Regions from separate parts of the Homo sapiens genome. Here region 2 is linked to region 1. Evidence: chromatin loops called from intact Hi-C (ENCODE). Cell type or tissue: A673. All regions are shown on one strand. Links, peaks and the distances in the headings refer to the core of each region. The heading gives the core; the rest is flanking DNA. Region 1 has its middle 120 kb from the start of TMEM170B. Region 2 overlaps HIVEP1 (HIVEP zinc finger 1).

Region 1 (15,754 bases), core at 7,392-9,891:
ATGTACTCAGCTTAGACTGAGTAGGAAGGGGCTTCCCAGGCCCTAGCCGACCCCACTGAGGCTGGCTTCAGGTGGGCAGATTTCACTACTGCTGCCCACCTCAGCATGCAGAAAAGGTCATTATCAGCACATAAACAAAACACACTAATCTAAAACACTTTGCTTTCATTGAAATCAAACACAATTAACTTATTATTTTAACTACCCAGTAGAGTCCAAGGTGGAATTTTAAAAACCAAGGAAAAGAATATGATAACTTTCAGAGAGTTCAAAGAACAGTCAGGCCATTTTATCAGTACAATTGTTTTGGAGGTCACTGTTTTCTGAAAGAATTAAAAGTGGAAAGGTCCTCAGGGAGCATCTGTCCACCCTCCTCGTTTTACAGATGAGGGCGCAGAGGCTGGAGACCGAAGGCACTTGCCTCAGTTACTTAGTCATTTAGAGCAGGGTCAAGGTTGGGACGAGATTGCAAAGAGTCTGGGTGAAGTCCCATGCTCTTTCAATTAAATTTGCCAGCTAATTATGAGTATTTAATTAACCTCATAGTTTTTTAAAAGCTTTGATGAAATAAAATTCATATAACGGATAATTCACCCCTGTGACGCTTACAGATCAATGGCCTTTACCATATCCACACAGTTGTGCACCCATCAGCAGAAGCAATTTTTAGAACATTCTCATTATCCTAAAAAGAAATTTCACACCCCTTAGCTGTCAGTCCCTGATACGCCTATTTGGCTATTTCTGCATCTTCTTGGGAGAAATAGCCGTTCAGAATGCCTCCTAAGTCTTAGGCAACCACTAATCTGCTTTCTGTCTCCGCAGTTTGCCAGTTCTGGATGTTTCATAGTATGAAGTCATATAATATGGGGTCCTTTGTGACTGGCTTCCTTCACTTGATATGTTTGTGGGTTTTTTTGTTTTGTTTTTTTTCTTTTTGAGATGGAGTCTCGCTCTGTTGCCCAGGCTGGAGTGTAGTGGTGTGATCTCAGCTCACTGCAAGCTCCACCTCCCAGATTCAAGCAATTCTCCTGCCTCAGCCTCCCGAGTAGCTGGGACTACATCACTTGGCATGTTTTTAAGGTTCATTCATGTTGTAGCATGTATTTATACTTCATTTCTTTTTGTTGCTGAATAATATTCCATTGTATGGACATACCACATTTTATTTATCCTTTCATCAGTTGATGGACATTTGGGTTCTTTGTGCTTTTTTGCTATGATGAATAATGCTGCTATGCACATTTGTGTACAAGTTTTTGTGTAAACATGTGTTGTCATGTCTTTTGGGTATATACCTGGGAGGTGAATTACTGGCATCTATGGTAACTCTGTGTTTAATCATTCAAGGAACTGCCAGACTGGTTGACTGCAGAATGGTTTCCAAAGCAGCTGCAGCATTCTGCATTCCCATCAGCAGCATATTAGAGTTCTGATGTCTCCACATTCTCACCAACACTTGTTATTATCTGTCTTCTCTGTTAGAGTTATTTTAGTGGGTGTGAAGTGGTGACAGACAGGACTAGCCAGATTTCTTAGGCCGACTAAGAATTCCACAGCCTAGCTGGGAAAGGTGACCGCACCTACATTTAAACACTGGGCCTGTAACTCAACTCACACCCAACCAATTAGGTAGTAAAGAGGGCTCACTAAAATATAAATTAGGCTAAAGCAGGAGGATAAAGAAATAGTCAAATCATATATCGCCTGAGAGCACAGGGGGAGGGACAATGATCGGGATATAAACCCAGGCATTCGGGCAGGGAGCAGCAACCCCCTTTGGGTCCCTTCCTATTGTATGGGAGCTCTGTTTTCACTCTATTAAATCTTGCAACTGCACACTCTTCTGGTCCATGTTTGTTATGGCTCGAGCTGAGCTTTCGTTCGCGGTCCACTACTGCCGTTTGCCGCCGTCACAGACCCGCCTCTGACTTCCACCCCTCTGGATCCGTCAGGTTGTCCACTGTGCTTCTGATCCAGCGAGACGCCCATTGCCGCTCCCAATCGGGCTGGAGGCTCGCTATTGTTCCTGCATGGCTAAGGGCCCAGGGTTCGTCCTAATCGAGCTGAACGCTAGTTGCTGGGTTCCAGGGTTCTCTTCTGTGACTCACGGCTTCTAGTAGAGCTATAACACTCACCGCATGGCCCAAGCTTCCATTCCTTGGAATCCGTGAGGCCAAGAACCCCAGGTCAGAGAATAAGAGGCTTGCCCCCGTCTTGAGAGTGGCCCGCCATATCTTGGGAGCTCTAAGAACAAAGACCCGCACGTAACAGTGGTATCCTATTGTGGTTTTGATTGATCCTTGGGGGCTAATGACACCCAACATCTTTTCATGTGCTTGCTGGCTACTTGTATGTCTTCTTTGGTAAAATGTCTGTTCAGCTTCTTGCCTGCTTTCAACTGGGTTATTTGTCTTGAGTTGTCATAGTTCCCTATATATTCTAGATACAAGTCCCTTATTAAATGTATGATTTGTGAAACTTTTCTTCCACTCTATGGGCTTTTTCACTTTCTTGATGGTGTCTTTAAATCATATATGTTTTTAATTTTGATAACCTCGTAGGACTTTAAACGGTGAATTATTTTTTCTTTGCCTTTGGGTCATTAACAAATAGACATTAATAAACGTGGTGATAAAAATGTTTGCTAAGGAATACATGGTGAAGTGATCTGTAAGAGGGAATTCCAGATTAATATAAAAGGCAAAATGAATGGATAGAAACTGTAGCATTAGACGAAACAGCAGGAAGTAGGGTACGGTGGGAGAAGATGTGGTGTGGAGAAGGGCAGTCCTATATATGCAGGAATCACTCCAGTTGCCGAATACCAAAAGGCCCCTCTTCAGTGTCATTGTCAGAAGGAAATATCCTTGAGGGACAGAACTCACGTAATTAAGGACAACCACAAGGAGATTATAGTTTATAATTTTCTGCATGTTCTTAGAATAAACAGACCCCCCATAGCAATAACTACTTATTAATGAAGTCAGGTGTGCATGCTCATTCCTAGCCTGGTTAGTCTATGGCATGCACATAACACAGAATTTTTGATGGATGAATATTTATTTATGCATGAGTAGCACGGATATTACACTTGCAGATGAAGCCAGAGTTCCAGGTTGCTATCATCATTGTATGAATAGAATGGAGTTGTTTTTCCTTATTATTTTCCTTGTCTTTCTCCCTTCACCTCCCCCAACCTTGCCACTTCCCATCTAAACACAGGAATATACTAATCAGGGAAATATGCACTGCTGTTTAGCAAAGGGGTCAAACCCATTTGGATGGAATTCCAGGCTCAGCAGGCTAACAATGGCAGGAAACTGGGCCCTCAAGCCGGCTGCACCGGGGGGCTGTTGAGCGATAGCTTGTTGAAAGAGGCGGCCCTGGGGTATGCTACTTTGGCTTGCTTTATGTTTGGAATGCTGCGATTGTTCCAGACACAATGAGGGATCTGTCTGTCCACACAGGAGCAGTTATAATTACAGGAACAGAAGCTAAATTACTGCTCTTAATTGCAAATGATTCCATTGCAGCCTGTATACAACTCTACTAATTTGTCCTCTGGGCTTTATGGGGGCAGGCAGGATTTTTAATTTAATGTCTTTGGTGATTATGCTTTATGTCCACTTCAAATTGTAATGCCCTGCCGGTGAGGCCAGGGTCCCTTCTGCTTCAAGTTCATACCCTTCTGTACTACCTGTCTTGTTGATTTTGATGATTCAGGCCAGTACATGATGTTGCCTCTGCTGAGAAGACAGGGTGTTCAAAGTGCATCTGACTCTGGTGTCCTAAAACCTTGCTTTGTTGCTGCCTTTAAGGGGCAATCATAACATCCTGTAGAGAGGTCTTCTTGTGTATGTGACTTAGGAAACACTTCCTACTTAGGAAAGAAGGTTGACATCTGGCCTGGCATTGTGTTCTGGAAAAGGCAGCTGCAACAGATGTGAGTTTATAGCAAACATCATCAATAAGTGGATGCTCTTTTATTGTGGAGTAGGATCTCTGTCCCTTTGTCTGTTAGGAAGTGCTTTGGGAAGATTCACCACCCTTGATAATTTAAACATCATTCCTTCATTCATTCATTCATTCAGCAACTGTTATTTGAAGGTCTACTATGTGCCAGTATTAGGAGTGGGATGAAGAGTAGAGTAAGAGAAGGCCTACGCTATGAGCTTACAGTCTCTGTAGGGATCCAAACACATAAATGAGTAAGGCAGTGTGATAGTGTCATGGCAGAATTTTACACGTTTCATGGCCTGCAGATAAGAAGTGAAGAATATTCCCAGAAGCAGCCACAAACCTTTCCTTCCAGAACATTGTCCAGAACTGAAACATGGACCAATATTAAAACAGTCACTGGTAAGTGGATAGGCTAACTCTTCGATCAATCAGGCCTGCCCAAGGAAAAGGGAGAAGAGACAGCTTTCCTAGAAGCATAGGGCAAAGGTGGGAGATTTAGGTGTCTGAACGAAATCCAGTCTCTGTTTAAAGAAGAAGACAGAATGATGCTGAGAGACACCCAATAATATCCATCACCTCAGACAGACATGTCAGAGAGCTCACTCTGGCAGCAATGTAGGGATTGGGGATGATGGGGCAGATTGAAGGCAGGGACATAGTTGGGAGGTGCTGTGGGATTCAGGGAGGGGGCTGAGAGCTGGAACTGAGGCAGAGATACGTGCCAAAGAGAGGAGGGATCAGTTCTGAGAGCTGCAAGGAAGAAGAATTTATAACAGTGATTCTTAAGCACTGGGGGAACGTTGGCCCCAAATAATCTGATGCTAGCAGTTTTACATTAAATGTCAAGCTTGCCAACTTGATCCATTAGCATCAGTGTGACCTCCATGACCAGGAAGCTGGACTGGTCAGCCCTTTGTTGGGCCACTCTTGGTTCTGATGGAACCAGAGATTTTTCTTTTCTGGGGCGAGTTGGGGACAGAGTCTCGCTCTGTTGCTCAGGCTGGAGTGCAGTGGTATGTTTTCGGCTCACTGCAGCATCTGCCTCCCGGGTTCAAGCAATTCTCCTGCCTCAGCCTCCTGAGTAGCTGGGATTACAGGTGTGCGCAACCACGCCTGGCTAATTTTTGTGTTTTTAGTAGAGACGGGGTTTTGCCATGTTGGCTAGGCTGGTCTCCAACTCCTGACCTCAAGTGAGCTGCCCGACTCGGCCTCCCAAAGTGCTGGGATTACAGGTGTGTGCCACCACAACTAGGTAATTTTTTGTATTTTTAGTAGAGACAGGGTTTCACCACATTGGCCAGGCTGGTCTCGAACTCCTGACCTCAGGTGATCCACCCGCCTTGGCCTCCCAAAGTGCTGGGATTACAGGTGTGAGCCACCATGCCCAGCCGCACCAGAGATTTCTTTTTTTTGTTTGTTTTTGAGACAGTTTCACTCTGGAAGTTGCCCAGGCTGGAGTGCAATGGCGCAATCTCAGCTCACCACAACCTCCACCTCCCAGGTTCAAGCGATTCTCCTGCCTCAGCCTCCCCAGTAGCTGGAATTACAGGCATGTGCCACCATGCCTGGCTAATTTTGTATTTTTAGTAGAGATGGGGTTTCTCCATGCTGGTCAGGCTGGTCTCAAACTCCCGACCTCAGGTGATCCGCCGGCCTCGGCCTCCCAAAGTGCTGGGATTATAGGCATGAGCCACCGCGCCCAGCCATTGGAGATTTCTAACCACATCATGCAGGAGGAGGATGGATGAGAAGCAGCATTGATCAGGCACTGGCTACCTATATCACCCACTGCTTCTATAAGTACTCGGCTCAGCCCTCATAGTGATGCTCTGATGCCCATCAAGCAGATGGGGAAACTGAGGCATTTATGCAGTTCAATGTCATACCCCTGGAAAACAGCAGCTATGGGATTCCAGCTTGGGTTTGTGTGAGTCATAACATGACTCTGTCTTCCACCGGTGCTGCCATATTTGGTCCACACGTGAATTGCTGTGATTACCAGCTTTTTTCTTTCCTGGAGACCTTTGGTGGCCTCTATTTATGCAGCTGAAGGAGACACTTACGACCTCATTCCTGACAGTTTTGGGAGCTGACAGCAGAACATTCAAAGAATGACATCAAGTGGCTTTCCTCAGGGTCATTTCCTGCTAGTGATCTCTGCAAAGATCACATTCTTTAAGGATGTGTGGGGGTCAGAAACAGACCCTATTCTGTCAGGCGAGAGATGCCTGGAGCAGCTGTAATGGGCAGACGTGTGTGTGTGTGTGTCTGTGTGTCTGTGTGTGTGTGTGTGTGTGTGTGTGTGTGTGTGTACATCCTCTGTGACATGCTTTGCTGGTGAATACAACCCCTCCTCCCCCGGCCACACTTCGCTAAAAACAAACCAGGTCTGCTGGGGTGCATGACTCATGCTTGAACCGGAGTCTTCACCCTGAGACAATAATTCTCATTTTAAAAGCAAATGCTGAAGTCAACAGCTGCTGGGGTGACTTTGCCTATCTTAATTTGGCTTGTTAGAGACAGCACCTCCTTAGCTGCTTGAAGGAGAACTTAAGTGGACCTTCCATGACTCTGTTCCTTTTCCTATCCAGGGCTCACATAAGAGTTGTCTGCAGCTGGAGACATGAAACAGTGATAGGATTTGGAGTCAGGGTGTCCTGATTTCATGTGTGTGTTCTGCCCTTTTATTACCACACGGTGGTGGGCAATTTACCCACCTGAGCATGAGGTGCCTCACCTGTGGAATGGATGGAACCCTGCTGTATTGGAGAATGTTCACCCATTCAAGATAACGCATGTGAAGCACCTGCCATACAGTAGATGCTCAATCACGTGGATGTTAGCATTGACTTTGTTGCATGTTCTCTGCTTAGCTATCATTTCTCTCTTCCTCCTTTATTTTGCATTAATTTATTTCTGTAAAGGAGGAAGCTGCTGGGCACAGTGGCTCACACCTGAAGTCACCACTTTGAGAGGCCAAGGCGGGAGGATCACCTGAGGTCAGGGGTTCAAGACCATCCTGGGGAAAATAGTGAGACTACCGTCTCTAAAGAAACATTTTAACAAATTAGCCAGGCATGGAGGTGTGCTCCTTGTAGTCCCAGCTACTCGGGAGGCTGAGGCAAAAGGCTCACTTGAGCCCAGGATTTCAAGTTACGATTGTGTCACTGCACTCCAACCTGGGTAACAGAACAAGACCCTCTCTCAAAAAAATTTTTAAAGGAGGAAGTCATCAGTTATGTATATCACACAGATTCACTGGTGACTTTGCCACCTTTTCCATCCCTTTGAAGTTCTGCATCGCCGGTGGGAGGACGTTGGTCAGAGCAAGCAGAGTGTGGAGGCAGAAGCAGAGAGCGGAGGACCTCAACTCTCTCTCTCCCTGGGCTCTGCTCTAACTTGATAAGGGCCCACGGGAACATCACCTAAACTCTTGGGGGCCTGTGTTCATTTGTCTGTAAAAAGAGGGGCTTAAATTAAATGATCATTGAACCCTCCAAGCTCTTGCTGGGCTGTTTCTGGGGGCTCTTCTCTCTGGAGTATTGATTTGAATTTTGGTGCTGAGCCAGCCAGTGCACGAAATACTACCACTTTGCTCAGTCTCGTAGATGTTTTTCTGTATTTCCTATGTTCAGCATAAAGGGGGCCAGCCCACTACTGCCTTTAACATGAATTGCCCTTCGGAGTATGGAGCACGAGGCGAGCAGCGCTTGTCTCCGCTAATAGACCTACACATTTCCAGGAGAATTTTTTTTTTCTCCTTGCTACTCACAACACATCACTTGTTTATGTGAGGGTTTTTACACACAGCTGATTTATAAGGGATTAGATTTCTCTAAAACATAATCTGCGTTGGTTCTATTGGCCAGTTAAAATTGGTATCCCAGCACAGCTTGTTAAGACATTACATATCATTCCTCTTGTTTTTCTCACACTCAGGAATGATAGGTTAAGAAATATGATTCTAGTTCATAAAAGCCTGAGAGGGACTAACTGGGCTCTATTTATGTTTTATCCAAGAATGTGGAATTTGAAGCTTTTCTCAAAGTGAAAGTTGACCCACTGGACCCGTGTGCTTGGGCCAAATATGAGTATGAGAAACATTCTCAAACCTTTTTGGAATCCTAGGCCAGTAGACACTGAAGGGGCCTAAAGGATTTCTGGGCAATTCCTTCTCCTTCTCTCATGCCACAATAATTATTTGCACTTCTTGCCCTTCTTTTAGCTCAAAAGTGAACTCTGCATGAAGCATATTACCTTAGAGAAAATGTTCACTTAAAGAAAGCCACCTGTTCAGGAAAACAAATTGTCCCCAAGAGGCGTGGTGGAACGCAGGTGGGGAATTTTGTCTTCAATAAGGAGAAATTTAAATTCTCTATATTCTTAGAAATTTACCAAATTGGTTGCACTAGGGTTTTTTTTTTTTTTTTTTTTTTTTTTTTTTTTTTTTTGAGACGGAGTCTCGCTTTGTCACCCAGGCTGGAGTGCAGTGGCGTGATCTTGGCTCACTGCAAGCTCCGCCTCCCGGGTTCATGCCACTCTGCCTCAGCCTCCCGAGTAGCACCAGGGTTTTTAATATCCAGTTCAACCGGGAGACATTTGTACTCTGCGAAGGCTGAGGCGTCCGTGTAAATTTGGCCACCAGGTGGCACCAAATGTTTTCATTAGAAAAATTGCTGAGGGAAAGCCTGGTCCGCATTCTCTCTCCTAGTTAAAAGGAAAAAAAAAGAAAAAGAAAACCCTTTAAAGTGAGTGTTGTCGGTTCATTCACCCAAATTCAGGAAGCATGTGCCTTTCTTATTTGCTAGCGCTTTGGCAGTACACTGTGGCAGTTCAGGGTGAGTTATTTCCTTGAAGTTTGTTAAAAGGGAAACATGGATGAAATTCAAGACTTGAAACAAAGCTTTATTGGAGCTTTGCAGGACAATTAAAATCCAGTCTCTCAGCCAACAAACGGTTCCATCAACCCCCTTCTAGGCCTAGCAGGACACAGGATGCCCAAACAAAAGGCAGAACAGGGAGGCATGGCTGGGTTTTTCCTTTTATCATTTGCTGCACAATCTTATTCTTTCAGATCCCAAACCAGCTTTTATGGTCTGGTTAAAATTTTGTTCTGTTTAGAAAAGAGGGTATCCTAAAGCAATCTAACTGAGCAGGGGTTGTTGCAGAGGGACACCCGCCTGCTTTCAGATGTGAGTGCTGCTGGGGATGATGTCTTTCTGCCCCTGCTCATGGTCTCCAGAAGAAAGTGCTGGCACGCTAAAGATAGGAAAAACATTGGCCAATTTATTGCTAAATTTCAATTCTTAAGAAGTGTTTTTTTTTTTGAAGTAAAAGAGGTGTGCATTCATTTATTTATTCATTCATCCATTCATTTGATGAATATTTATTGAGTGTTCACTGTGCCAGGCATCGTATTTAGAAGCCAGGGGAAGAGTGGTAACCAAAACTACGTTCCAGCTTTGGGCTGCTTCTAGTCTAGAGGAAGAAGCAGATACTCGTCAAGCCACTCGCATGAATGTGCATCAACAAGCTGCGGGAGGTGCTTTAAAGGCAAAGATTGCTGTCCCTGGATGTTGTGGAGCTAATGAAGTTGACCTAGATTCGTGGAGTGATGGGAATAGGCAGTGTTCCCTAACGAGGGACCCTGGAGCTGAGATTTGAAGGATGAGGAGGAAGTAATTAGGCAAAGGGATGGGAAGAGGTGAGGAAGATTTAGGCCAGGGAATTGCAAATTCAAAGGCCATGGGAGGAGAGGGAGAATGACAAGTTTGAGTTCAGCGTTTGAGATGCAAGTGTGGAGGGAACTCAGTAAGCGAAGCAGGAATGGATGCAGTTACAGGAGTAAAAGCTCACCATGAGTTCTCCACTTTCCTCTGTGTTTGGTATACTTTTCCTCTGCCAAATGGGAGAAGAAAGGTCAACACACACACACACACACACACACACACACACTCCAAAACTCTATCAATTACCAGATCTCTACTAGTCGCCTGCTTTGATAGGTGGTCTGTGGTATGGTTGGCTTGGAGCCAGTGTCCAAATATTTGAGAAAAGTTTGGGCATTTTTCCCCCAGTACAGTAACCTGTTTAAATGGACACAAGTACCACTGGGGAAGGCTGAGAGGAAAAGTCACAGAACATACTTGGCAATTTTAGCAGAAAGTGCTGCCTTAAGCATCCCTATTTTCCCTTTAGTGAGGGGATGTGGGTCTGGGAACTGACTCGGTCTTAGACACGACCCCAAGTTTCTGATGTAATAGCAGCCCCCATTCACCAGACCTGGAGTTTTTTCAGTTACACGCCAAGTTAGGCCGGAAATCCTGCGATCAACTGGCCACACCCTAAGATCCCTGCAGTTCAGTTCATTCTGGTAAGCCCTAATGTCTTGTAAGATGACTATACCCATTTCTATCTTACTATTCTAGTGTACCTATTTGTCCTTTTCCACCCGGGCCCTTCCCACATGCTTGGTATCAAGCAGTCCTTTTGGATGGTAGCATCTTCCACCACTATTCCCAACTCACAGAGAAGAGCCTCTACACTCTTTTCAAAGATGCCGGTGTTTGCCTTACCAGTGTCTATCCCAGGCTTTGATGACGGGATTGCCTATAAGGCTACAGCCACATTCCTCTCTTGACACCTATGAGTTCTTTTGTTATATTGAACCTTACAGTTTCTAGCTTCTCAACTTTCCCTAGACTGTACTTCCAATGGAGCCCTGGACTTCTTGGGCCAGCAAGTAAACTATCAGAACCACTCTCAGCTGCCCCAGCTAACACCACTAGATCCAGAATCGTGGGTGAGTGCACAGTGCACCCACGTTTACCCTGATCAAAGTGATGTTCCTTCCTCTTGACCAATAGCCTTCAGGATGCCTTTCCTCACATATTCCCACATCTTTGCCAATATAATTAAGTCCTGTAAGTCTTTTGGTGGTTGAATTCCCTTCTCCCCTAGTAAGTGCTGGGGTCTGACTTTAGTTACAAGTCTGGGGATGTGGAAGATGAGTGTGTAAAGGTGAGGGGTGGGGGTAGGGATAGAGCATTAAGTGAGTCTGTCCCTCTGCCAAGGTAACTGATGGCCACTGAGAGAAGTTAACAGTGTCTTCAGGCCAGACATGAAGAGCCTAACCAGGGAACGCAGAGGAGGAGGGAGCTCAGGGTGGGTTGTGGGTTGGGGAAATTGAAGGTCTCCAAATCCTGCTCTATATTCCCATTCCATTTGTCTCTTTTCTAATCAATGTCCTTACATATACAAAAGAAACATAATGAAGATTTGAGTACAACTGATAATGTAATTTGGCAAACACAGAACAAACTTTGCCTTTGCTTTCCAGCTACCTCAGCCCATTCTTTTGGCATTGTCAGAGAAATCTCTGGTTAAAGAAAGTCCGTGCCTTGTGCTTTTCATGTGTCTTTCAATGCCAGTGCCCCACAGGACCACATCTCTTGGACCGTTTTCATTTTGGTGCACGCACCCAGACTCCCAACTGCCTGCGTTCACATCTCTACCTGAAGACTCTCTGGCTTCCAGAGGTTACTCTGACCATGTGAGGCAGACAAGAAGGGCAGGGAACAGCCCCTTTTGGGAACAGTGCTCAGCTGATGACTGGTGGGAATTGGTGCAGAAACACCCCAGCTGCCTTGTCCTTTGGATGGGGTGGTTCTTTTCTTTCTTTCTTTTTTTCTTCCTGAGATGGTGTCTCGTTCTGTTGCCCAGGCTGGAGTGCAGTGGCGTGATCTTGGCTCACTGCTACCTCTGTCTCCTGGGTTCAAATGATTCTCCTGCCTCAGCCTCCAAGTAACTGGGATTGCAGGTACAAACCACCACGCCTGGCTAATTTTTAGTAAAGACAGGGTTTCACCATGTTGGCCAGGCTGCTATCGAACTCCTGACTTAAAGTGATCCACCTGCCTCAGCCTCCCAAAGTACTGGGATTACAGGCATGAGCCACTGCGCTGGGCCTTAGGTAGGGTAGTTCTGAGATGCATATTTTACTCTTTTCCCTGGAGTGCGTGCGTGTAGCTGAGCTCACAAAGTAGGGGAATTTTCTCTCAAACTCTGAAGAATGTCCAAGTGGAAGGCAAATCCCAAATTATAACTGGTCATCTTTGAACAATCGTGGACCTTGAGGGGTTTGAGGGCTCTAGATTTGGGACAACTGGTACTACCTCTTCCAAAAAGTAAAATTTACTCAGAAGTGCTTGTAGGGAGGCATCAGATATGGTCTTGAGTTGTAAAAGTTCGCCAAACCTTGTACAAATTATGAATCAGAGCAGCTTTTAAAGTAGAAGAGGCTCAGTATAATTGGGTGTTCTTAAGTGAAAAATGTGAGATAAGAAAGCTGTCCTTTTTGATGTCCCTTTGAATTCAGAATTTTAAGCGGATGCACATACAAATGTTTGGAATTGAGACTTAGAATTTCTAATTCTCCAGCTAGGTGCTCCCCATGGCATGGTGGAAAGATCACACTAGGAAGATGTCAGCATTGCCACTGGCCAGTGGTGGGATCTCAAGCAAGTCCTTCATGTCTCTTACCTGTATGAGAAGAGTGTGGAATTAAGTAATTTTAGGGTTTTCCTACCTCTACCATTTTATATATCAAGGGATATAGGAAGAAAGAATGTAAGAAAGAAAGGAAGGGAGGATGGAATGAAAGATTTCTTTTGGGTTTCCCATGTATCATGGCCTTTTAATTCCTCTAACAATACCAAAGGGAAGACATTATTATTTTCATTGCATGGTGAGGAAGTGGAAGTTCAGAGAGGTTAAGTCTCTTGCCCAAGTCTACCCAGCAACTGAACATCACTCAAACCCATATCTGTCTGGCTCTGAAAGTCATGTACTTTCCACAAAACAACACTGTTCCATGCTTTAGGGGAAATGAGAGTCAGCAACGATATGCTTGGGTGTTTTTCCTTCCCCTGGCCTTGGGGACCCTCTCTTGGCTGCCTGGGCATTTTTCATGTTGCTCAAGTCCGAGGCTACCTCATTCCAGCAGGCATGCCATTGTCAGTGGCCTACATTGACCCTCTTTCTTCCAATAGTTCCAGCTTTTCTTGCTGTTGCTGAAATGTGCAGTCAGGAGATTGTGGAGTACACTGAATGTACTACCCAGGCTCTCAGGACCGAGTGCTGAGAGTTTGCTAATCTGGTAAATATATACAGGAGAAGAGTAAGGCACCAGAACATCTTACTGCCTTGACACTGTGCAGAGAAATAGATGCCCAAAGATGTAAGGCTTTAATCCAATAGCCTTAAAGCATACATTCCTAGAATGGAATATACCCCTGCCATGAAAATGAGTGACTAATCTGAATATTTCTCACCAAAATAGTTTTAAGTAAAAGAAGCCACATTATACTTTATGATTTCATTTATATAAAGTTCAAAACACAGGGAAAACTAAGCTATTGTATTTAGGGATATGTAGTTAGGTTGTAAAGATTAAAAAGAAAAGTAATTAAGTAATTTCTCTAACAATCAATATAGTGACTGCTTCTAAGGAAGAGGAGAAGTCAGTGGTATTCAGGAGGAAGCCCCAGGGAGGTGTCAGGGGGTGCTGGCCATGTTCCTTACACCTAGATGGTGCTTAGGTGGGTGGTTGCTTTTTAGGGATTATTTACATTGAGCTGCACATTTTTGCATTTTCCTTATGAGTATTATACTTTGTAATTTTTTTAAAAAGGCAATTCTGACAACTCCACACACATATATATTTGACAACTTAAATGAAACAGATCAATTCCTCAAAAAGTACAAAATAGCACAATCCACCCAATATGAAATAGGTAACTTGAAAACCCTGTAACTATTTAAAAATTGAATTTATATTGTAAAAACTTAGAAAGAAGAAATCTCTAGACTCAGTTTTTCACTGAAAAATTAGACCAAATATTTAAGTGAAAATTAATACCAATTTTACACAGTATCTTTCAAAGAGTGGAGGGAGGGAACACTTTCCCAACTCATTCTGTGAGGCCAGTTATTACCTTGTACCAAAACAAAGACAATACAATAAACTACAGATTAATATCCTTTATGAATACAGCTGCAAAAATTCTTCATAAAATGTTAAGTTGAATTTAGCAATGTATAAAAAGAATTATATCCTATGAGCAACGGAGATTTATTCCAAGGATGCAAGCCTGACTCAATCTTAGCTTTTTTTTTCTTTTCTTTTCTTTTTTTTGAGACAGGCCCTTGCTCTCTCGCCTAGACTGGAGCGCAGTGGCAGATCTCGGCTCACTGCAACATCCGCCTCCCTGGTTCAAGGGATTCTCTTGCCTCAGCCTCTCAAGTAGCTGGGATTACAGGCACATGCCACCATTCCCAGGAAATTTTTGTATTTTTAGTACAGATGGGGTTTCACCATGTTGGCCAGGCCTCCAACTCCTCAAAAGTGCTGGGATTACAGGCATGAGCCATCACGCCCGGCCTCAATCTTAGTTTTTTTTAAAAAATAATTTCAACTTATATTTTCGATTCAGGGGTACATTGAGTGATGCTGAGGTTTAGGGTATGATTGATCCTGTTGCCCAGGTACTGAGCATGGTACCCACTGGTTAGTTTCTCAATCTTTATCCCCCTACTTCCCTCCTCCCCACTAGTAGTCCCCAGTGTCTCTTGTTGCCATCTTTATGTCCATGAGTACCCAACGTTTAGCTGCCACTTATAAGTGAGAACATGCAGCATTTGGTTTTCCGTACTTGTATGAATTTTCTTAGGATAATGCCCTCCTGCTTCATCCATGTTGTGACAAAGAACATGATTTTATTCTTTTTTATTTTTATTTTTTTCTGAGATGGAGTTTTGCTCTTGTAGCCCAGGCTGGAGTGCAATGGCACTATCTCAGCTCACTGCAACCTCCACCCCCCAGGTTCAAGTAATTCTCCTGCCTCGGCATCCCACGTAGCTGGGATTACAGGCATGTGCCACCACCCCAGCTAATTTTGTATTTTTAGTAGAGATGGGGTTTTGCCATGTTGGTCAGGCTGGTCTCGAACTCCTGATCTTAGATTATCTACCCTTCTCAGCTTCCCAAAGTGCTGGGATTACAGGCATGAGCCACCACGCCTGGCCTGATTTCATTCTTTTTTATGGCTGCATAGGATTCCAGGTGTATATGTTCCATATTTTCTTTATCCAATCCATCATTGATAGGCACCTAGTTTGATTCCATGTCTTTGCTATTGTGCATAGTGCTGTGATGAGCACGTGAGTGCATATATCTTTTGGTAGAATGATTTATATTATTCTGGATATATACTCATTAATGGGATTGCTGGATTGAATGGTAGTTCTAAGTTTTTTGAGAAATAGCCTAACTGCTTTCTACAGTGGCTGAACTAATTTACATTCCTACCAGCATTGTATAAACATTCTTTCTTCTCTGCAGCCTTGTCAACACCTGTTGCTTTTTGACTTTTTAATAATAGCCATCCTGACTGGTGTGAGATGTTATCTCATTGTGATTTTATTTGCATTTCCCTGATGATTAGTAATGATGAGCATTTTTTCATATTTGTTGGCTACTTGTACATCTTCTTTTGAGAAGTGTCTGTACATGTCTTTTGCCCACTTCTTAATGGGGTTATTTTGTTTTTTGCTTGCTGAATTAAGTTCCTTATAGATTCTGGATATTAAACCTTTGTCAGAGGCATTGTTTGTGAATATTTTCTCCTATCCTGTAGGTTGTTTATTTAGTCTATTGATAGTTTCTTTTGCTGTGCAGAAGCTTTTTAGTTCGATTAAGTCCCATTTATCAATTTTTGTTTTTGTTGCAATT
Region 2 (15,754 bases), core at 5,367-7,866, 380 kb after region 1:
TTAACATGTTTCCTTTCCCAGCGACAGGAAGAGCCCATAGTGGTCATGAAGTATGGTGGAATCAGAGGGCCACTTTGGTGGCTGTCACTTATAAGCCCGTCTGGACTTCTGTGGCCCGGCTCTGAGGTGTTGGACATGTTGTGGAGTTCACCACCTCTGTCCCTGTCTTCCAGGAAATTTATAGTTGAAGACATAAAGGCCATAATGGCTTCACGTGAAAGTCTAGACAGCTGTATGAATATTTGATGAGTGAGCATATAAGGAAATACTCAGTTAACATATGTAAGGAGATGTATGACTGCATAGCCAAGGGGTTAAATGCTTTATTTATCCTTCTGTATGTTGACAGTTTAGGTTGATCTATCATGTTTTGATGGAATTAATGCCATACGTGTGATGAGTTATATATTCAGCATTCATGTTAATATCTTCTTGGAAGAGCTAGGGTTTGCAATAAGTTGTATTTGATGGATATGCTCCTTCATGGAAAGATTACCTTTTTCAGTCTCCAGTTTACTGCCTTAGTTATACTACTGTATACTGTATTTGTTTTACAGCTTTATTAAGACATAATTTACATGCAATAAAATTCACCCGTTTTAAGTGTATGATTCAGTGTGTTTAGTAAATTTATAGAGTTGGGAAACCTTTACCACAGTCCAGTTTTAGAACATGTCTGTCACCCCCAAAATTTCCTTGAGCTTATTTGCAACCAATCCTTGCTCCCACTGTCAGCTGCAGGCAATTGCTGGTCTGTTTTCTGGCTCTTTACATTTGCCTATTCTGGACATTTAATAAGTAGAATCATACAGTATATAGTTTTTACATGTAGCTTTTTTTCATTGTTTGAGATTAATCTGTGTCGTAGCATGTATCAGGATCTTCCTTACCTTTTATCGCTACATAATATTCTCTTATATAAATGCACTGATTGTATTGATTCATTCACTCGTTTGATGGACATTTGTATTGTTTTCAGTGTTTGGCTTGTGTGAATAATGTTGCTGTAAGCAATCCCATACAAATCTGTGGTTACATAGAGTGTTCTAGAAGTCTCAGGTCAAGCTGGCCATTAACACCTATTTTACTTGATATTACTATAGAGACTAGGGTTATTGTTTGCATGGCATGTGTGTTCCTGTTCTTTCACGTTGAACTTTTTGTTTCTTTGAACCTCTGCCACTGTTGCAGGTGTGTCTTTTGTGGACAGCGTGTTGCCGCGATTGCTTTTTCATCCAGTCCGACAATCTGCCTTTTGGGTGGGTGTTTATTCCATCACATTGATGTAATTTATTATTATTACTGAATTTATATCTGTGATTTTGCCTTTTCTGTTTGCTTCATACTTTTGTTCCTCTGTACTTCCTTAATTGCCTTCTTTTGTGTTAAATTTTTTAGTGTATGATTTTGATTTCTCTTTCTTTTTTGTTTTTACTATACTTTTGATTAATTTTCTTAGTGGTTGCCCTAGAGATTATAATATGCATCTTAAAGTATCACTGCCTACTTGAGAGTAATACTAACTGAACTCTGGTAAAATATAGAAACTTTTCTCCAGTATCTCCTTTTCTTTCTCCTTTTATGCTATTATTGTGATATATGCTTAATCCCTTTATATTATAAAGCAGGTTACACAGTGTTAAATCACTCCTTTACACAATCTTTTTTAAAAATAATTTAAGAGAAGAAATGAGAAACATACTAATAGGTCTTACATATACCTACATATTTATTGTTTCTAGCACTCTCCTCTTCTTCTATGGATTCAGGTTATCATCCTGTACCACTTTTATTCAACCTGAAATATTTCATGTAGCATTTCTTGAAAGTCAGGTCTTCTAGCAGCAACGTTGCTTTTTTAATATTTATGGAATGTCTTTATTTTTCCTTCCGTTTTGAAGCATAATTTTCTGGATATAGAATTCTTGGTTGATAGGGTTTTGTTGTTTTTCTTTCTGAACTCTGAACATCCACTATTCTCTGGCCTCTGTTACTTCTGAGAAGTCAGCTGTTTATTGTGTTGTGTTTGTTTTCTTTGCAAGATGAATTGTTTCTTTCATGGTTCTTTCCATTTGTTTCTCATCTTTCTCCAATTTGAATGTGATGTGCTTAGTTGTGGATTTCTTTGTGTTTATCTTATTTGGAATTTTATTGAACTTCTTGGATATGTAGATCAGTATTTTTGTTTTATCAAATTTGGGGAGTTTTTGGCCATTATTTCTTCATATATTTTTTCTGTACCTTTCTTTTCTCTAATCACACATTTATTTTTATGTTTGTTGTTCCACAGGTCTCTGAGGGTCTGTTAATATCTCTTTAATTTTTTTCTGTTCCTCAGATTGGATACTTTTCATTGAGCTATCTTCAAATATATGGATTGTTTCTCGTACCAGTTCAGATTTGCGGTTGAGTCCCTCTAGTAAATTTTTCATTTCACTTACTTTACTTTTCAACTCTAGAATTTCTATTTGCTTCTCTGTCTCTTTTTAAAATAATTTCTATCACTTTATTGAGATTCTATTTGTTGTTATAATCATACTTTAATTCTTTAAATATGGTTCCCTTCAGTTCTTTGAACATATAATAGCTACTATGAAATCTCATCCTATTAAATCCAGCATTTGGGGATACTAGAGATACTTTCTATTGACTCAATTTTTCCCCTGAGTATGGGTCACACTTTCTTATTTCTCTTCATGTCTCCAATTTTTTGTTGAATATTTTACATTTAAGATAATAGATTGTAGCAACTGTGGATTCTGATCCTTGCTCCCTTGTGAGTTATTTTTTGGTTTAGTAGCTTTTCTGGACTAAATATGTGAAGGCTATTTCTCTCATGTTGTGTGGCTGCTGATGGCTCTGCCCAGGTTTGCTTTCGTTTGTTTGTTTTTTTTGTTTTCTTATGTTTTACTTTAAATCCTAGCTTCCTAGAGGGTTACCCTGTGTAGTTTTGTTTTAAAGCCAAAGGTAGATCAGAGCTTAATTGTGAGTCAGTCTGAACCTTGACTCTCTGCCTGTGGGTCTGTGTGTGGGCTGGGGAGCACTTTCAAATCACAGGCAGTTCTCACATCTGTCCTGGCTTTAACTTTCAGCTGGACCCTCTTATGTCTTCTTTGTGTGTGTATGCCCAGGCTCTGTGGCCCAGGAGTGTGCAGAGGTTAGGAGACTGCCCTAGTGTTGGTGACACATGTGCAGAGTCTCTGGTTAACCTGGGATACATGTGGAGAGTTTACCCAGCACACTGTAAGTGGCTCACCTACCAGAACTCCCTAGTAAGTCCCTGGCTAGTCTTCTAGTCTCTTGCTTGCCCTCAGCAGGACCTCAGCCTCAGGCGGACATTGCCATTGATTTTCTTGAGTTCTCTTGCTATTGGGATTGCCAGTTTAACTGACTGTGCTCCAAATCTGGTGAACCTGGCCTGGCAAAAGCAGTGAAGTTGCTGCTTTTCCCAGCTTTCCCCTCTTGGTTGAACCCTGGCACTGACAGAACTGGGATAGGGAGACAGGAACAGCCCCGGGCAAAAAATGCCAATGTGCTAGTCTTACCTGCAGTTCAGTACTTTCCACGAAGAAATGCCCCTCCACGTGTATACGGCTTTGGGTGATTGCCAGAGCGCTGACAGTGGTGGTTCTTGACAGTTTTGTGTGGCTTTATGGTTGCGTTTTGTGGAGAGGATTTGTCACTCCTCACTTTGTCCTTGCTGCATTTCCTATGAATGTGTACCATTCTGTCCTCCTGTGGACCGTGAATGTGGACCATGCTGTCCTCCTGCAGCAGGCAGTGTCCTGGGCCCTCATAACATCAAGTTGCACAGTGTGTTTTGACAGGCCTCTTACTTAAGACTGCATGTAGAGACCCATCAAGCTGGCAGAAAATCTAGATGCTTTTTAAAAGATACAAATAGTGTGATGATTGTGTTTTTAAAATACTGTTGCAGGCATTCTGCATATTTAAAATCCCTACTACTGATGCAAATGTTAGTTCACTGATAACCTTTTTTTTTTTTTTTTTTTGAGACAGAGTCTTGCTCTGTCGCCCAGGCTGGAGTGTAGTGGCGCGATTTCGGCTCACTGCAAGCTCTGCTTCCCGGTTTCACGCCATTCTCCTGTCTCAGCCTCCCAAGTAGCTGCGACTACAAGAGCGCCACCATGCCCGGCTAATTTTTTGTATTTTTTTTTAGTAGAGACAGGGTTTCACTGTGTTAGCCAGGATGGTCTCGATTTCCTGACCTTGTGATCCGCCCGCCTCAGCCTCCCAAAGTGCTGGGATTACAGGCGTGAGCCACCGCGCCCGGCCATGATAACTTTTATATTTAAACTTCTATAACTGAAAGTGTGGTTTAGTGGGGGAAAAAAAGCAAGAGTTTGGAGTTTAGAGTTGTGGGATTGGGATTGAATCCTGGTACAACTTACTAGGTCTGTGATTGACAGAATGTTACTTAATCTCTCTGAACCTGTTTTCTCATCCTAAATTGGATATAATATTCCTACCTTATGGGTTATTTTGAAAATTAAATATAACATAGATAAAACTGGTACTTAGTAGCTATTCAGCAAACGTTTGTTTACCCACCCAGAAAGTTTGTGGTTGTGGGTGTGTTTTTGGCAACTTTTTCTTCACCAGATTTATCTTCTTGCTTTACCTAGCTTTGCTTCTTAACGTTTTCTCCTTTTTGTAGAATAATTTTGCTATTTTATATACTAACTGAAACATACAGTGTATTTCTTTCAGGGTACATTTTGGTTGAATGCTCTTCCCAGATATCCAAAATTTCCCAACATTTCATAGTGATTTCCTTTCTAAAGTATAAATTTCATGTGCTTACAAGTGATGATGAAACTTCACTGTTATTTTACGGTGAATGAACTCATATGTAGACGGTCCCTGACTTAACCAATCGTTTGTCTTATGATTTTTCGACCCATACAACCATTCTGTTTTTCACTTTCAGTACAGTATTCAATATGTGAGATATCTAACACTTTAGTATAAAAGAGCCTTTGTATTAGATGATTTTGCACAACTGTAGGCTAATATAAATGTGCTAAGCACATTGAAGGTAGGCTAGGTTGTTACAATGCTTGGTAGGTTATGGTGTATTAAATGCATTTGACTTATGATATTTTCAATTTATGATGGGTTTATCAGTTCATGACCCCATTATAAGTAGAGGAGCATGTGTGTGTGTGTGTGTGTGTGTGTGTAAAAGATTATCAGGTGGAACATCTGTACAATGAGAGACAGTAGCATTGTTATGTCGACATTCTCAGGCCATGATTAGAAGGGGCAAAGCAAGGTCTCTAAGAGAGATTATCAAAGAATGTACTGAGAAACGTTCTTGAACCTTGCTGGACCACAGCCCACTCTGCTCAACCTCAGCGGTTCTCTTCTGTGATATTTAAGTTAATATGGAAGAAGTGGTAACTTTGGTTACATCAGGTTTTAATGTCACCTTTAGTTTTGGGGTGGACACAACTGGACTCCAGTATGTCCAAACCCTCTTAATAATACTATATTTTCATAGAGTTTTTAGAACTGAGAATTGTATAGTTTATCTTACTATTTTACTTACTGACAGAGTACCTTATTCTAGAATACTTTTTAAAAAAATATTAAGTTTTTAAAAGCCAAATCTCTAGACACTTCTTGTTCCTTGGAAACCTTCTTGTCTCCTGAAGAGTACATTTGTTGTGGATAGTGTGTTCCTCAAGAGTAATTCTTAAACTAGTTGGATAGGTTTAAATTTCGCAACATAGGCATTGCAGAATTTAGACATACAGGAAATCAGGATTCAGGGCTCATTTGTTGTAAGGTGAAATCAGGAAGTCTCTGGTTAAAGATTGGATGGGATTAAGCAGACGTTTTGTAGGCAGTCTCTTCACCCTGAACTGCAGCCGTGTGCTGTCTGGAATGCGGTCTGACTTAATAACCCACCCATGCCAGTAACATACATGATAGAGCAGAATTGCTGTAGTTAAATAATGGATTTTATAAACATTAGATAGTCTTTTAGCACCTGCATTTTTTTGTAAGAGTCAAGCAAGAAGTTATGTATGTATGCATTTTGGTCTGAATCTTGTACTTTTGTTAAACACTGATATAAATGTGTCTCTTGAGGCTGGTCTGTAACAGATTTATAAAAATGATTACTGTTTCTTAGGCTTTAAAAATCATATTTTTGGCAACCGAATCTATGAGTTTTATTAAGTAAAAGTTTAGACCTTTTATTCTTTGCAGATTGGATAATTTTTCTTGTACACTTAGCAAATGTTTGATAAATAGCCCTGCAAGGCACTGTGCCTGCTGAGTGCTGTGGAGGTTACCTGAGTGACTCTGGCATACATTGTAGCCTCAGCGACCCTGACGCTGCAGTTCAATAGGAGAGTTAAGACAAGCCCAAAACTGTAACAGCTGCAAAGTGATAAGGGCTATGGAACAATGAAAACTGTCAGGAGAGACTGGGAAAGGAGAACAGTGTTTTCTGATTCCATGTGAAAGCTACCCCCTCAACCCCAAGAATTCTCTTTACTTTCTGTGCCCACATTGAGCTAATTCTCTAAGTCCCAGTTTCGTAAAACCTATGCATGTATTTCTGATTTCTTCTCATTGTGGGTACTTGAAAGAGAGGAAAAAGGAATTTGGGGTCAGAGACTTGGGTAAGGAGAGTAACCTGGTCAAATAGTGTGGTTTCTTGACCTGGGCGTTGTACCAGGCTGTGTGTGGCATCCTGATCTGACATGCCACTGAAACAGCCTGGAAGTGCAGGATCTCAACGAAAATGTAGTTGGAAAAATAATGCGGGTAAGCTTGGGGCTGGCAGCATGTTAGAATTGGGAAAAATACCATTTGTGTAAATCAAGCGCTTGGTACCAGATGTATGAAGAGCTACTGACACCTCATGGATGTGGATGTTATTATTTCTGGTTACGGAAAGTGTGTATGTGTATGTACCAGGATCTATATATGGTGGGTATATGCACATGGTCTTGGCTAAAATTGATCTATGAGTTTAATCTGTGACAGAGAAAGCTGTTCAGTATATTCCTCAGTTGCTTGAAAATAAACTTGGAGTGTATCTGTTCAGGAGTCACAGATTAATCTTTCTAAGTGTATCCTGATTTGTCTGACAGAATTCTGCAGATAGGACTTACTGGAAGTGAAGAGCAGGTGTCATGTAAATGATGCATTATCTTTTTCAAGTTTAGATGCATACTGTTTGAGGAAAAAACTGCAAGCATGCTTTTTCTTCTTTTTTAATGAAATAAGAATAGTTCAGAGTGGTGGAGTGTCAGGACCCATTGATAGGTGGGTCTTTCTAGAAAAATCTAATTTCAATGAAAAATTACACATAGTACATTTTGCTTTTTATGTATTCCTTGTACTCTGAACCTGTGTGTGTATATCAGCAAAATTTGTTGTTTCTGAAATGTACTTCTAAAGTGAATCTTATTTTTTAACATTTAATCGTTTTAGAATTATTTGTATACCCACATAAGCAGATACATAAACAGGGAAGGATCTTTTAAATATGATGTTGGGATTAACGGAGTGGATGTTTGGAGGGGAAAGTACTGAAATTCATCCCACAAATCAACATACATTTTCGAGTAGATATGTAGAAAATCAATATATAGAAAGTAGGAAATATAGAAAAACATTGAGATTTCATTCTAGGGCTTAGAGAATTACAGTCCAGAAACAAAAAGCATGACAGATAGAAAAATATAAACTGCTTATTTCAGAACTAGTATGAAAAAGGTAGCCTTTTCTAATACGTAAGAAAAGGTACAATAGGTAAATGGACAAAGGGAATTACAAATGCTAAAGTATTATATGGAAACATCGTTCTCTGTAATAAGAAAAAATGGAAACAATGTGGAGACAATTTTTATTTACCCACGCATTTGCTATTTTAAAGAAATGGCACCCAGGGCTGCTGAGGTTGTGTGGAACAAGTATACTCATTTATTGCTGATGACATAGTAGAGCTTTAAAGGGTTTTATGTCTTGAAATTTATCCTAAGGAAATAATTCAGCTGAAGCAAAAAGATATTTGTTCAAAGAGCTTGATTTTGGTGTTATCTTTAATAGCAAAACAGTAGAAGTGCCTTAAATGCCCTTCAGTGCAGACTAATAAATTGATCTTATGCTCTGGCAGACATTAAAAATGATAATTTTTGAAATCCTGTGGAAACATGAAAAATGTTCATTATATGTAAAAATCCACGTATGTATAGGATATACAATTGTATGGTCTTTGTGGAAATACTTTTGTTAGGGTGACAGCAACATGAGAATTTTAAGTAATTTCAGGCATCAATTGAGCATTTACCCTGTGACTCTTCAGTTAATTCATCAATCTGTGTTCTGAGCACTGCTGTAGGCTCCAGGGATGCACAGCCCCTTGGGTGATCTCTGTGGTCCTGTAGGCGGACACATAAGCAGCTAACAACACAGTATGAAAGAGCAGCTTTCTGGCTGAGTGCTGTGGCTCACGCCTGTAATCCCAGTATTTTGGGAAGCTGAAGCAGGTGGATCACCTGAGGTCAGGAGTTCGAGACCAGCCTGGCTAACATGGGGGAACCCCATCTGTACTAATAATACAAAAATTAGCTGGGTGTGCGTGGTGGCGCACGCCTGTAATCCCAGCTACTTGGGAAGCTGAGTCAGGAGAAGTGCTTGAACCCGGGAGGCGGAGGCTGCAGTGAGCTGAGATTGCACCACTGCACTCCAGCCTGGGCAACAGAAGATTCATCTCAAAAACCAAAACCAAAAACAAACAAACAAAAAACAGCCCTCCAGAGAAGATGGTGTGGAGGCTGGGTCTTGGAGAATGAATAGGAGTTGGCCAGATCATTTGGGTGGAGGCTGGCTGAATGGAGGCAACCATGGAAATAAAGTAGTGACGTTCAAGTTTTGGAGGATGTGGATATTTACAAGGACCAAGTTATCTCAGGGTGACCTTAACAGTCAGGAGCAGTGATGGAGGGGACGGAGTGGGTGTTGAGGCCCGGGTCTTGGAGTGGGTGGGTGTATATCGTATTTTGGTTGGAAGAGGAGTGCCTCATTTTCACTTCTTGCAGGTTTTTCATCTTTCAAAGTTCAGTATGTATTATTTGTCTTGTTAATCATGCCACATTCTCATAATTTTTGAGCACCTTTTTTGGTTGCCTGGCTATTTAGTAAACATAAGTGTAGAATCAAAAGAGATGTTTGTCTGTGTCAGTTTCTTCGTGTGTTTGCTACTGTGGTCATTCATATATTGATCAGCGATGATTTTCCTGAGACCGTTTATTGCATTGGTGGCAAAAATTAGATTTTCTGACTCCCAATCTGTGAAACCATATTCCTTTCTGCATTTTATTGCTGGACTGTAGGTTATGTTGAATATAAACATATTTGTGGATAATGTAGTTGTATGTGGCTGAGAGGTTGCACTGGATATTATGGAAAAGAATTTTGTATATGAAATAGATAGTAGCAGTGAGTGTTTTCCTGTTTTCTTTTTAAATGTTCTTCAACAGGGAGAATGAAATCTAAATGATAATTCTGTTTATTGTTTTTTCCTTTTTTTTTGTAGGGTCTTGCTCTTTTGCTCAGGCTGGAGTGCAGTGGTGTAGTTGTAGCTCACTGCAACCCCAAACTTCTGGGGACAAGCTAAGGCTTGTCCCCTTCCTGCTTTAGCGTCCCGAATAGCTTGGACTACAGGCACATGCCAGTGTGCCTAGCTACTTTTTTTTTTTGGCGGAGGGGAGGGGAGTTCCTCACTTTGTTGCCCAGACTGGTCTTGAACTCCCAGCCTCAAGTGAACCTCCTGTGTTGGCCCCCCAAAGCACTGAGATTACAGGCATGAGCCACCGCACCTAGTCTGTGGTTTTTCTTCTTCTTATTTTTAAACATCCTGTGCAGAAAAAAATTAAGGAACCTGATGTATCTGTTAGACATTAATACCGTGCAAATTCAGTATGTTTTAGTGTTTTGATCTATTGATATCCTTTCTATTGAAGGCAAGGAACAATAGTTATTCGGGGCTTTATTAGATTTTATTTAATGCTTTCATAAAGAAGCACAGATATTACTATTTATCAACTGTAATTTTTAATATTTGAGAACTATATTTTGGTGTAATTGTTTTTTTAATCCTGTGTATTTTATGCATTTTAAAACATTCTGAAAAGGGGTCCATCAATTTGGCTAAACTGCAGAGGCATACAGGGTACACAGAAAAAGTTAAGAATCATCCTCTGGATGGGCGCGGTGGCTCACGATTGTAATCCCAGCACTTTGGGAGGCTGAGGCAGGCAGATCACGAGGTCAAGAGATTGAGACCATCCTGGCCAACATGCCGAAACCCCGTCTGTACTAAAAATACAAAAATTAGCTGGGCATGGTGGCATGCACTTGTAGTCCCAGCTACTTGGGAGGCTGAGGCAGGATAATTGCTTGAAGCCAGGAGGCGGAGGTTGCAGTGAGCCAAGATTGCGCCACTGCACTCCAGCCTGGGCGACAGGGCGAGACTCCATCTCAACAACGACAACAACAACAACAACAACAAAGAACCAACAACAACAACAACAAAGAACCACCACCACCACCACCAACAACAACAACAAAGAATCATTCTCCATTCCCCAAACCCTAAAGCCAGGAAGGGAGTAAGATTAACTTTAGAAATTAATAAATAGAGTTTTGGATCTCTACTCTGCCTTTTAGGAGCTCTGTGGATGGGACGTTTTACTTCTGACTGTCATTCTCTGTGTTATAAAATGAGTATAATATATCTGTCACAGATTTGTGATGAGAGTTAAAATGGACACTTTATATAATATACCTGGCAGAGTAACAGGCACATAGAATGAATGTTGTTACCCCTTTGGTCCTTAGTCTTATCATGAACTAGCTATGTCCTTAGCCAAATTACTTACCACTTTTTGATCTTTGTTACCTATTTATCTACACTGAAAGGATTTAGATTTGTATATTTCTACTTCAGCTAAAAAAAATCTGTGATTATGTAAAAAACCAGGATTACCTTTTTCAAATTGGAATGCTTGGTCAGCTAAGCTTTTATTTTGTTGATTAAAGACATGCATATATCAACAGGCATTGTCTTTTGTGTCCATGCCACCTAACTTTTCTCTACCAGTTTTCTCTCATTAAATGTTTGTCAGTCACATTTGGTTGAAACCATGCTGTTTATCCAACGTCATGACTTAAAGTAAAGGACAATTTACTTAATTGTCTTAAATACCAGTCAGAGCCATGTGGAAGCTATGCAGGTAAACAAGCCTCTTTTTGGGGTTGGGTTGTAGGAACCCTGCCTTAGGTCTAATGAAAGTGATATTCTTGTGTATTTTCAGGGGTCATCCTCTGTCCTTACCTTCAGTTCCAGTAGCTCTTTAAACCTCATTTGTTCTATTGACGCCAAGTTGGTTAGAAGGTCATAGCGTTGGTTTGTGTGTAGGAGGTTAGAGGGAGGTCCTGGCAGAGGCTTATAATCAAGTAGAAGCGTAAAGCCAGAGTTCTTGATTGCAAAGAGTAGAAGTAGCCTCTTTGACTCAGGGAACGACCTCATTGGAAGGGGTGTCAGGTTGCTGTCATAACCCCCAACACAGGTGGATATCTGTGTTTAAAAGACAGTGAGGAACAAGGGGAAGAAGCTATGCAGCCAGGACAGGGGATATCACCACCCATGAGCAGCCTGGATCTTGGATGCTGCCTCCACAGGGAGCACTGGACCCCTGTGAGCACCTGCAGTGGTTCCCTGGCCGGAGTTCAGGCAGGGCGGGCATCTGGCCTGGCTGCCCTGCTGAGCAGGACTCAACAGCAGTGGAGTCCCCAACTGTGGGGCGAGGATTCTGATGCTGGGCGGTCGAGGGGAAATGTAAGCCCAACAACAGATGAAGGTTTTCTATAGATGGGCTCAGCAGTTGTTGGAACTGCTTATTATCTGTGTATGTGTGTGTGCCTGTGTGGGCGTGCATGCATATGCCTGCATTTTGGAGAGGAAGGGATCTGGGCTTTTATCAAAGTCCTGAAAGGTCTTTTGATCCAGGAGTTAAGAAACACTGTAATAAAGAGATTTAACTGTGTTCGAATCTTTGCTTTTCCACCAGGTGGTGCAAATCTTTTATGATGTTCATAGAGGTTAAATCCTCAAAAATAAGAATAATTTAAAATTGTGTAATTTTCTCTAAGAGTTTAGTCCTGTCACACAATGTGAAGCATTGTTGATCTGATTCTTGCTTTCCTTCTGTCTTTAATAAAGATACAGGTAGATTTACATATCTTTTTAAATACGTAACTATAGATCTAAATTATCTGTAGATTTTTGAGGCTGTACTACTGTTTTGTTTTTTGTAGAAAGAAACTGCAATGACTGGGAAAAACAGTAATATATTCAATATATTAATTGTTTCACACACTCTTTGTGAAACACCCAATTCTGATAACTTTTTGCTCAATGCATATAACTTGTGTGATTTAAATTTTTGAAGATAAAACTCATGTCATGTTGGTCAGTGTATTAGGCCGTTCTTACATTGCTATAAAGCAGTACCTGAGACTGAGTAATTTCTAAGAAAAGAGGTTTAATTGGCTTATGGTTCTCCAGGCTGTACAGGAAGCATAGCACTGGCATCTGCCTCTGGGGAGGCCTCAGGAAGCTTCCAATCATGGTGGAAAGTGAAGAGGGAGTAGGCACATCGCATGGCAAGGTGGGGGAGTGAAGAGTGGTGGGGGGGACGTGCCACACACTTTTAAACAACCAGATCTCAGGAGAACTCACTCTCACGAAGACAGTACCAAGCCATGAGGGGTGTGTCCCCATGATCCAGCCCCACCTCCAGCATTGGGCATTACAATACAACATGAGATTTGGGTTGGGACAAATATCCAAACTATCAGTCGGTCTGTTTGTCTCTTTTTCTCCTCTGAGCTGTTGACAGTTTGCTCTCTCTCCTGCATCTTTCTGTTTTTAGAAATAAATAGCCAGCCGGGCGCAGTGTGGCTCACGCCTGTAATCCCAGCACTTTGGGAGGCTGAGGCAGGCGGATCACAAGGTCAGGAGATCGAGACCATCCTGGCTAACATGGTGAAACCCTGTCTCTACTAAAAATTCAAAAACACTAGCCGGGCATGGTGGTGGGCACCTGTAGTCCCAGTTACTTGGGAGGCTGAGGCAGGAGAATGGCGTGAACCCGGGAGGCGGAGCTTGTAGTGAGCCGAGATCCCGCCATTGCACTCCAGCCTGGGCGACAGAGCGAGACTCCGTCTAAAAAAAAAAAAAAAAAAAAAAAAGCCGGAGAAAGTGGGTTGCTAATATGGGCTACTGTATACATTACATTCTAGCTTACATGTTTTTTTTTTTTTCCTTCCCCCCAACTTAAGAATTTGGTGTAGACATCCTTCATGTCCTTCAGGTCATTACATGCAGATTTTAATTTGTTAATTTGTTACATCATCTCTAGTAAGAATTTACCTAATTTAGTTATTTCTTTGATAGAACAAATTAATTGTTTGTTTGTTTGTTTTGTTGAGACAGAGTCTCGCTCTCTCGCCCAGGCTGGAGTTCAGTTGCTTGATCTTGGCTCACTGCAACCTCCGCCTCCCAGGTTCAAGCAATTCTTCTGCCTCAGCCAAGTAGCTGGAATTAAAGTTCCATGCCACCATGCCTGGCTAATTTTTTGTATTTTTAGTAGAAACGGGTTTTCACCGTGTTAGCTAGGATGGTCTTGATCTCCTGACCTTGTGATCCGCCCGCCTTGGCCTCCCAAAGTGCTGGGGTTATAGGTGTGAGTCACCGTGCCTGGCCAGTTTTGTTTTTTATTTCTTTTCAGTTTTGCTTTTATTTTTGCCATTACAAACGACTGCAGTAAACATCCTTACATCCTTTGTACATAGATTGTATTTGTTAATATTCGTACGCTTTTTTTTTTTTTTTTTTGAGACGGAGTCTCGCTCTGTCGCCAAGGCGGGACTGCGGACTGCAGTGGCGCAATCTCGGCTCACTGCAAGCTCCGCTTCCCGGGTTCACGCCATTCTCCTGCCTCAGCCTCCCGAGTAGCTGGGACTACAGGCGCCCGCCACCGCGCCTGGCTAATTTTTTTTGTATTTTCAGTAGAGACGGGGTTTCACCTTGTTAGCCAGGATGGTCTCCATCTCCTGACCTCATGATCCACCCGCCTCGGCCTCCCAAAGTGCTGGGATTACAGGCGTGAGCCACCGCACCCGGCCGCTTTTTTTTTTTTTTTTGAGACAGAGTCTCCCTCTGTTGCCCAGGCTGGAGTGCAGTGGCCCGATCACAGCTCACTGCAGCCTCAGGTCTCCCAGACTACTGAGATTATAGGTGTGTGCCCCCATACCCTATCTTATGCTTTTATTTTTATAATATATATTATTTACAGTGATTCTCTCAATCTATATTTTAGTTCTATTAGTGGTGCCTTTATTATACAGAATTTTAAAACTTTTTTGTAGTTGAATCCGTCAACATGTTTTCTATTCTAACCTGCAATTATACAAATAGCCCTTCTAAAGTTTCTTCTAATATTTCTAATAGAAATAGGTTTAGTTTATCAAATATTTTATTGATTCCAAAATATGTAGTTTTTTAAAAAACTTTCATATATCTGAAGTTATTTCTTATAATAGTGTATCATAACTTAGCTAATAGTACTTTTTCTTTCAGTGATACATAAAATAATGGTTTCTGTTATAATTGATGTTTTGAATTCAGCGTAATTGGTATTTCTTGCACTTAGATCTTTAATCCATTTGTACTTATTTTTGTGTATGTCATGAGGTTATGGAGTCCATTTTTCCCCCTACAAATAAAGCCGATTTCTCAGTGTTGTTTACTAAATGAAGAATCTTTTCTCGCAGAATTGCCATGTAGTAACTTCTGATATATACTTTGACTCCTGGCCTGATCCACTAATTTATTTGTTCCTGTGCTATACTCTTTTGACAACAGTGGTTTTTAGTTCTAAATTCCAAAAGGGTAAGTTTGCCTTCACTGTACTTTTTTATTTTAAACATTTCTTAATGTTTACTTGAAATACCCTAACTTTTGATTCTCAAGTCTCTGTTTTTACCTACTCTCTTTACTTACAAAATGAGTTGATCCAGGCAGGCATTTTATGTGATATTTATATGCGCATGAGTGCTCATGTAATGGCATTTCTCCTATTCCCACTTTCTAAGTGAAAATTTTTTTTTTTTTTTTTTTTTTTGGAGACAGAGTCTTACTCTGTCACCCAGGCTGGAGTGCAATGGCATGATCTCAGTTCACTGCAACCTCCACCTCCCAGGTTCAAGTGATTCTCCTGCCTCAGCCTCCCAAATAGCTGGGATTACAGGACAGGCTCCTGCCACCACAGCCAGCTAATTTTTGTATTTTTGGTAGAGCCGGGGTTTTACCATGTTGGTCAGGCTGGTCTCAAACTCCTGACCTCAGGTGATCCACCTGCCTCAGCCTCCCAAAGTGCTGGGATTACAGGCGTGAGGCACCGTGCCCAGCCGTGTAATTTGTTTTTTAAGAAGGTTCATGATTTTCCTGGATTTGTTCTTAGCTCGGTGGCACTGGTGGCTTCAGCATCAAGTGCAGAAGTTCTCGTTGAACCGACGCTGATCAGCGTCCCCTTGCTGTGTTGTTCGTGGCACTTCTGTAATTTATGTCTAGAGACTGTCTGGGTTTTGTGGGATTTCTAGCAATTTTAGTGTCTCTGTCCTCTGATGCCAGTGGCACTCCAGT

Evidence for each region. A loop is a pair of places that touch in the nucleus more often than their neighbours do. Peaks named below come from ENCODE experiments on the same cell type or tissue, not always from the same donor. Only the 100,000 strongest peaks of a DNase experiment are listed, where the experiment ranks them.
Region 2: it touches region 1 in a loop (2.0-fold over the local background); 24 of 110 quality-filtered maps call a loop at or near these places.

The regions. Positions count from the first base shown.
Region 1 is chr6:11,647,149-11,662,902 of GRCh38, forward strand. No RefSeq gene overlaps it. Among named protein-coding and RNA genes, the nearest start is that of TMEM170B, 120 kb to the left of the region's middle. RefSeq lists enhancers at 2,982-3,587, 3,588-4,193 and a silencer at 8,526-8,695. In A673, for the core only: a CTCF peak has its summit at 8,611 (motif pointing right); a DNase peak (open chromatin) is centred at 8,613.
Region 2 is chr6:12,028,146-12,043,899 of GRCh38, forward strand. The region is part of intron 2 of HIVEP1 (HIVEP zinc finger 1); the gene reads left to right. Among named protein-coding and RNA genes, the nearest start is that of HIVEP1, 24 kb to the left of the region's middle. RefSeq lists a silencer at 6,251-6,545 and enhancers at 8,155-8,656, 8,657-9,156. In A673, for the core only: a CTCF peak has its summit at 6,916; a DNase peak (open chromatin) is centred at 5,836.